2 separate regions of the Homo sapiens genome follow, and region 1 is linked to region 2. The links are chromatin contacts, found by Hi-C or POLR2A ChIA-PET in ENCODE. All regions are on one chromosome and are shown on one strand. The core of a region is the stretch at or near the end of the contact, and the rest is flanking DNA. Distances in the headings are between cores, read along the strand shown.

The links. Hi-C counts contacts between places; a loop is a spot of excess contacts on that map. ChIA-PET counts read pairs that join two places held with the same protein, here RNA polymerase II (POLR2A). Pooled maps may share reads with other maps.
Region 1: a loop to region 2 is called in a pooled map, with 14 times the contacts of the local background. The contact joins the promoter of CHTF8 here to the promoter of RANBP10 in region 2. A Hi-C loop is called at or near these places in 6 of 50 pooled maps. POLR2A ChIA-PET finds 5 or more read pairs at or near these places in 2 of 52 experiments (activated B cell and activated T-cell).

Annotation. Positions count from the first base shown.
Region 1 is chr16:69,131,314-69,134,546 of GRCh38, reverse strand. CHTF8 (chromosome transmission fidelity factor 8) reads left to right here and starts at 1,959. Exons shown (of 4, transcript NM_001039690.5): 1 at 1,959-2,063. It overlaps DERPC (DERPC proline and glycine rich nuclear protein), which reads left to right and starts at 1,959. Exons shown (of 3, transcript NM_001002847.4): 1 at 1,959-2,063. It overlaps UTP4 (UTP4 small subunit processome component), which reads right to left and starts at 1,898. Exons shown (of 17, transcript NM_032830.3): 1 at 1,858-1,898; 2 at 929-1,089. The coding sequence starts at 1,087. RefSeq lists silencers at 1,850-2,209, 2,230-2,379.
Region 2 is chr16:67,805,043-67,808,282 of GRCh38, reverse strand. RANBP10 (RAN binding protein 10) reads left to right here and starts at 1,723. Exons shown (of 14, transcript NM_020850.3): 1 at 1,723-1,981; 2 at 2,744-2,855. The coding sequence starts at 1,747. TSNAXIP1 (translin associated factor X interacting protein 1) reads right to left here and starts at 1,394. Exons shown (of 16, transcript NM_001288990.3): 1 at 1,087-1,394. The coding sequence starts at 1,133. RefSeq lists silencers at 1,165-1,284, 1,785-2,004 and enhancers at 1,425-1,654, 1,360-1,979, 1,980-2,600.

The sequences.
Region 1 (3,233 bases), core at 710-3,209, 1.3 Mb before region 2:
TTCCTAAACCCACCTCTCAGGGAAGGCAATTCTCTGAATTGCCTTCCCTGAAGGCAATTCAATGAAGGTTCTATGCCTGTGTTTCGGTTTATCATATTTATTTTACAGGTTGGAAACTGTACACTTATCTTTCTCCCACTGGTCTTTGAGCTCCGTAAAGTTAGGGCCTCTGACATTTGTCTTAGTGCCCAGTATTTGCCACTCATTCACCGAGAAACATTTACAGAATGCCTAAATTCCAGGTACCAGGCTGCTGGGCACTGAATTCACTCATTTGCCCATCTACTCATTTATATCACAGCACCCAGTACATAACAGTCATTCAACATGAACTAAGATGTTGCACCCGAAGAAAATCACTAGTCAGTGCCCTTGGAGGGGAGAAGAAAAAGGACTAATAGACCTCTGCATACACCCAAAGGACATTTTACCTAATTTTAAATCTCCTTTACTCCCAAATGTAGACATGTAGGTCTACATTCTCTCAGACAGATGAACTTTGGAATCCATCTTCCCACATCACCAAAAAGTTTCTGATATTAAAACGTGTTATCATTTTTTCTGAATTGACAATGAAACAGTACTGATACTCCCTGCAGGAAATTTTGCTTACCAAAGCTGCAATGGTGTTGAGACTGATATACCAACAATTTCCCTTCCTGTGTCCAAAAGATCCAGCAAACCTCAGTTTCCAATGACAGGCAGTGAGATGTCACATTTCTAGGTAGGACCCTTCTAATCAACATTACACAGATTGAAACTGAGCTTCTCTTATCAGTTAGGAGATCTCAGAAGTTTGGTAGTTCTAAGCAACTTCAGAGGGGCTAGGAAGTCACTCAATCAGTTTGATTATAAAAGACATACAAGCTTCTTGAACTTCAGAAGAAATTAACATCAAAACACCATATCAGACTCCCAAATGACTTACTTTCTCCTGAAAGTAGTTTGCTGACAAGTTATAAATTTCCACAGTGCCATCTGTTCGTGAAACAGCCAATCTGTTTGACTGGTTATTGTAAGCCACACAGCGGATTCCTGATGGAACATAATTAAAGAAACGTACTCGATGGACCTTAAATTCACCCATTCCTAGGGGGCGAAAAGAGAGTCATTATTGCTATATGTTAACTGCAGTATGTCACATATAGTATTCAGTTCCTTAATATCACTGTTCTGGCTGGAAGGCTCCAACAACATCTCCCTGAAGTTCATTTCCAAATGGCTGCTAACAATGCCCCCCACAAGAATTACTCAATCTTCAAAAGCTCAGAATGGCTTGAATAATAAGGAGGCTTCAGCAAAAAATCAAAAAGGGTCCTACTCCATAGCTCCAGAGTTCCTATCTCGGGGCGCCTAGGAATCCGCATTTTAGCAAGCATCTCTCCTCAACTCTATTGCTAAGTTTGCAAACAACAGACCTAAACTGAGGTAGTGACAGTGAGGCTGATGGGGCAGGCAGAACCGAGCTCCTCTTGAGGAAGAAACGACAGGGTTTGACTTAATCTGGCTGCCTGGTCTGACGTCTGTCACTTACCCTACCCCGTCCCCCCGACGCCCGCCAACATATATACTGGCCGAGAGTAGAGACCAGGTCTTGTTCGCCCCTCACTGGCCTAGCTTCAAGGTTAGGAACCCGCAGACAGAGCAAGCGCGTTCGGTCGGGCCGGGGCGTCTGAGGCGCGCGCGGTCTTCGCCTCCCCTTCCCTCTCCCCGAGTCTACAGAGTAGCCCCCACCCCGCCTCGGGACAAGGAGACCCTCGGGACAAGGAGCTCAGCCGGACGCCGACCCTGGGCCGGCCACCTTGTAAGACCCCCCCAGCTCTCGCAGCCGCTTCCCACGCCCCTTCCCCAACTCACCAGCGGCCCCACGCTCCCCTTCCCGGTGCTCGCCTCTCTCCGCCCCGGCCCCACGTGCGCGCGCGCTCTCAGGCTCTGCCCCGGAAGTGCTCCTGGCGCATAGTCGGAAGTGCGCAGGCAGTGCTCGCGGCGGCGGCGACGGCGGCGGGAGGTTCGGTTGTCGCCCGTTGGCCGCGCGGCGCCGCGCTCGGCGGCCGCCATTGCAGGTCAGGCCGCGGGCGGGGGGCACGGGAGGCTGCGGGGAGCGAGGGCCGAGCCGGGATTGGGGGCGAGGGCGCGAGGGAGCGGGAAGCTAGGGAGCCGGGGCCGGGCGGGGCGCGCGGCTCGGAGAGAAGAATGGCGAGCCGAGGGGCGGGGAGCGCGGGCGGGGGAGGGGTGGCCGGGAAGGGGGAGGGCGGCGGGAGGGCGGCGCGGAGGTGGGGGCAAGCCCGGAGGGGCCTCCGGGGTGGGAGGGCCAGGAGTGTGGGGGAAGGGAGCGGTGTGGAGACGGAAGGCGGAGGGAAGGAAGGGAGCGAGCGGGGCGGAGCGGGAGAAGGGCGGAAAGGGTGGCCGAGCGCGGGCGGAGGACGGAGAAGGGGGCGGCGAGGGCCGGAATCTCGAGGTACGTGCGGGAAGGGGCTCTTCCCGGGGTTGGGAGGGAGCCCAGCCCGCTATGCTTGCGGGAGCGGAGTAGAACTGGAACCTAGGAAGTAGCGGGAAGAGCAGAAAGGGGAGTTCGGGGTGGGGGTTAGGACCGTGAGGTTTTGTTCCAGGTAACATTTGTAATCGTGGAGGGGGGAGGCTTCTGGGAGAGGTAATTGGAAGGGTGGTTGGAGAGTCATTCCAGGTTCTTTTGTGGGAGGGAAGCCGAGAGACGAGTGGGGTGGGGTCCTGGAGGAGTGGAGTACTTGAGAACCGGGAACAATTTGGAGAACGAGGGTGGTAGAGAAAGGACGTTTAAAGAGTAATCTTTGGGAAGAGGGTGAACGGTTTGGAAGACCACTCCAGTGGGTGGTGTGGAGGAAGGCGGTTTAAAGAATAGTTTCCCTGGGAGGCAGGAAAAGGGGTTAAAACAGCTTGTAATTTGGAGGGGGGTGGAGAAGAGGGGGGAAGCGGATTGAGAAGTCCCAGAAAGTGGGTGGGACTAGAAATAGGAAGTGTTTGTAGCTCTAGCAGAAAGGGTGGGAGGGGGCCGAGAGGGAGTGGGTGGAGAAGATGGGGGTGGGTGGGAGGAAGAGCACAGAGGGAGACTCTACGCCGGGCTAGAAAGGAAAGGGTTTGGGGGAGTACAGGGGGCCGTACCATTAAGAGGAGGACAGGCTAAGATGGGGCTGCAGAGTAGCAGAAGATGGAGAAAACTGCAGTAACTCAGATCGACTGAAGCCATCTTTTCCACC
Region 2 (3,240 bases), core at 474-2,973:
TTGTAGGCTTTTCTCTGTCAAGGCAGCAGACCCTGAAGAGTTTAGGTGGGATTGGGTGGTGTTTTTTTTTTTTTCCCCCACTGGGAATGAGTAGAAGGGGGGACACTACATTCATTCAACACTTACTGGGTGCCTATTACATACAAGAGCTGTGTCAAGAGCTTCACATATTCTGCCTAAATGTTCCCAACAATGTTTGTGGGGTGGGCTGTATCATTCCCATGTTTGAGATATATAAGCTGAGGCCTGGAACTTGAAGGGCCCTGTCTGAAGTCCCAAAACTAGAAAACGATTTAGCCAAAATTTTTGTTTTAATCCGTATGTATGGCTCTCCAGGCTGATGGAGCTGGTCATATTTTGCAGTACCCAGAGGCTATACACCTGAGTACAGGCAGAAGCTACCCAGAGGATGATCTCTCCAGGCTTCTAAAGTATTTCTTTACTTGTTCAATGGTAATATTACTACTTTATACAGTTGTTGTGAGGATTAAATATGGTACGTAGGCCGGGTGTGGGGGTTCACGCTTGTAATCCCAGTTTGAGAGGTCGAAGTGGGAGGGTCGCTTGAGTCTAGGAGTTCGAAACCAGCCTGGGCAACGTGGTGAAACCTCGTCTCTACAAAAAACAAACGAACAAAGAAACACCCAAAAATTAGCCAAGCGTAGTGGCGCATGCCTGTAGTCCCAGCTACTCGGGAGGCTGAGGTAGAAGGATCGCTTGAGCCCGGGAGGTCGAGGCTGCAGTGAGCCGTAGTAGTGCCACTGCACTCCAGCCTGGGCGACAGAACGAGATCTTGTCTCAAAAATAAAATATTTAAAAATGTGGTATATAAAGCATTTGGCATATAGTACATTCAATACAAGCTGGTTGTTACTAGTAATGATAAAGTGCGCCTACCGTTTTGCTAGCACGTAACGTCTTCACTGGGCTAAATCAGCCCGATTCTAACCATTGACTCTGTGGTGCTGGAGCCCTAGATCAATGGTCAGAGGCCAGCAGGAGGTGCAGAGGTCCGGATCAAGTGCCATTTCCCTCTCTAGAAGTACTCAAACCCTCATCTCTGCCCTCATCCCTGCCAGCGCCTACCTCGACGCGGACGAGAAGCTGTGGTACCGCGACTGCTGGCAGGCCATGACCCACGGGCAGGCGGGCAATCAGCACCCGCGGCCTGGGAAGCTGTGGTAGCGTACAGCCGGTCGCCATGGCGACCAGGCCCCAGAGGCCCCCCCGCGGCGGGGGCGGAGTCAGGGATGCGCCACGCCCCCGAGCCTAGCGCCCGCGGGCTGGGAGTAGGACAAAGTAGCAAAGGTGGACTGGGACCCGGCAGCGGGTGCCCTGAGAGTCAACCACTACAGCCGATTTGACCCCAGGTACCAGAACTGAGGCAGGGGGATGAACAGAGGCCATGGGGAGGGAAGTGTGCTGAGAGGCCGGAGCCGCTTTGCCGGCGGGAATGGTAGTTTTCGGTGTCCCGACGTCTCGATGGGACAGGCTTATGGCTGAGGACGGTTATACTACATCTCCCAGAATTCTCTACCAGCCCGAGTTGCTCCGCCTCTCGAGAGCTCTGCATTGTGGGGTATGGAGTTCGAAATGTGGTAAGGCGTGTCAGTGTCCAAAGAGGGGTGCCGGACTCGGACTCGGTTTCCCTGCGGCCCAGGGAGGCTCACGGGCCATTGGCTGAGCGGGGCGGATCTGGTCCCGCTCCTCCCCGCCCCCAGTGACACAATAGTAGCTCCCTCCAAGATGGCGGCAGCGACGGCAGACCCGGGAGCTGGGAACCCGCAGCCTGGGGACTCCTCCGGCGGGGGCGCTGGGGGCGGGCTGCCGTCCCCTGGGGAGCAGGAGCTGAGCCGGCGCTTGCAGCGCCTGTATCCCGCGGTCAACCAGCAAGAGACTCCGCTGCCGCGCTCCTGGAGCCCCAAGGACAAATACAACTACATTGGTCTCTCCCAGGGCAACCTCCGCGTCCACTACAAAGGTATCGGCCCGTCAGGCTGGGGGGAATTAAGGCTAGAGCGTCCGTGGGGTGGCTCTGCTGCCAGGCCCCCGCCCTATCACCTCCCTTTCCCTGCCTAGGTGCTCCAAGTTAGGGCTTGGCCCTTTCAGGATGTCCAGGGTGGTGAGGCTGAACAGGCCGAGGGCTGACTGCCTGTTCTCTGTCCTGAGACACCTGCCGTCAAGAGAACCGCAACAGGTGTCCAAACCCAGTGCTGGGCCGGACCTTCCACTCCAGGGCCTCCGTGCTTATCCTAGGCTGGCGCCAACGGCAGCGGGACCTTTCGCCACTGCTTAGAAGAAAGGGGTGGTCACATACCTACCATTAGCGTGAGACTCATGGGCTTCCCCACCTGCCAGGCATCCTAGACTGAGCCTGGGGTTCCGTGCTAGAGTTTGGGGGGTGTCTTCCAGGTCGGCCTCATCCTTCTTCCCCTGGCCTCCCAGGTGGGCTGCCTGGATTCTAGAGAGGCTGCCAGCAGCACTTGAGTATCTCTCACATTGCCTCTACCCTTGTTTTGTTTGTATGGGCAGTGTCTCAGGCAGGACTGCTGTTCTCAGGAGGAGGTGAGGCAAAGGTGGAAGGTTTAAGTGTTTATTCAGTTGTCTAATGATTCCTCGGCCTGTGTAAGTGCGTCCTCTGGCCACAGAGGAGTGGAGTTGTCATGGAGGAGTTGCAGAGAAAAATGAGGCTTCCATTTGCATTTCCTTCTGCTGAAATTTCTTACTTGCCCTCTCCTGTTAGGTCATGGCAAAAATCACAAAGATGCGGCCTCAGTGCGTGCCACCCACCCCATACCTGCTGCCTGTGGCATTTATTACTTTGAAGTGAAGATTGTCAGCAAAGGAAGAGATGGGTAAGCCCTTCATGACCACCCTCTTTCCCTGATCATGGAGCTGATCCCTGTGGTCAGAGTTCAGGTCCTTTGGCTGGCACTTGTTGCTGATGTGAGCTGGGGAGCCGCATGGGTCTGGGCTGCCATTATTTCCTGACTGTGGGCATGGTCTGGTCTAAGCAGCAGATCTTGATGGCCAGTGGGTGTGTTGGGGGTAAAGCAGGGATTATTTTTAGTGATGATGTAATTTGATACCTAGAAGGTTAGGCAAACAAGTAACAAGTTTACTTTAAAAATTTAGTGTCCAGAATGGAGTTTCCCTCATGAGCATGTGGTGTTTTTGTGACTTCCTTCCTTTCACATTCTTGCTGTATTCATGAGGTTCTTTTTTATGGCATTTAGTCAT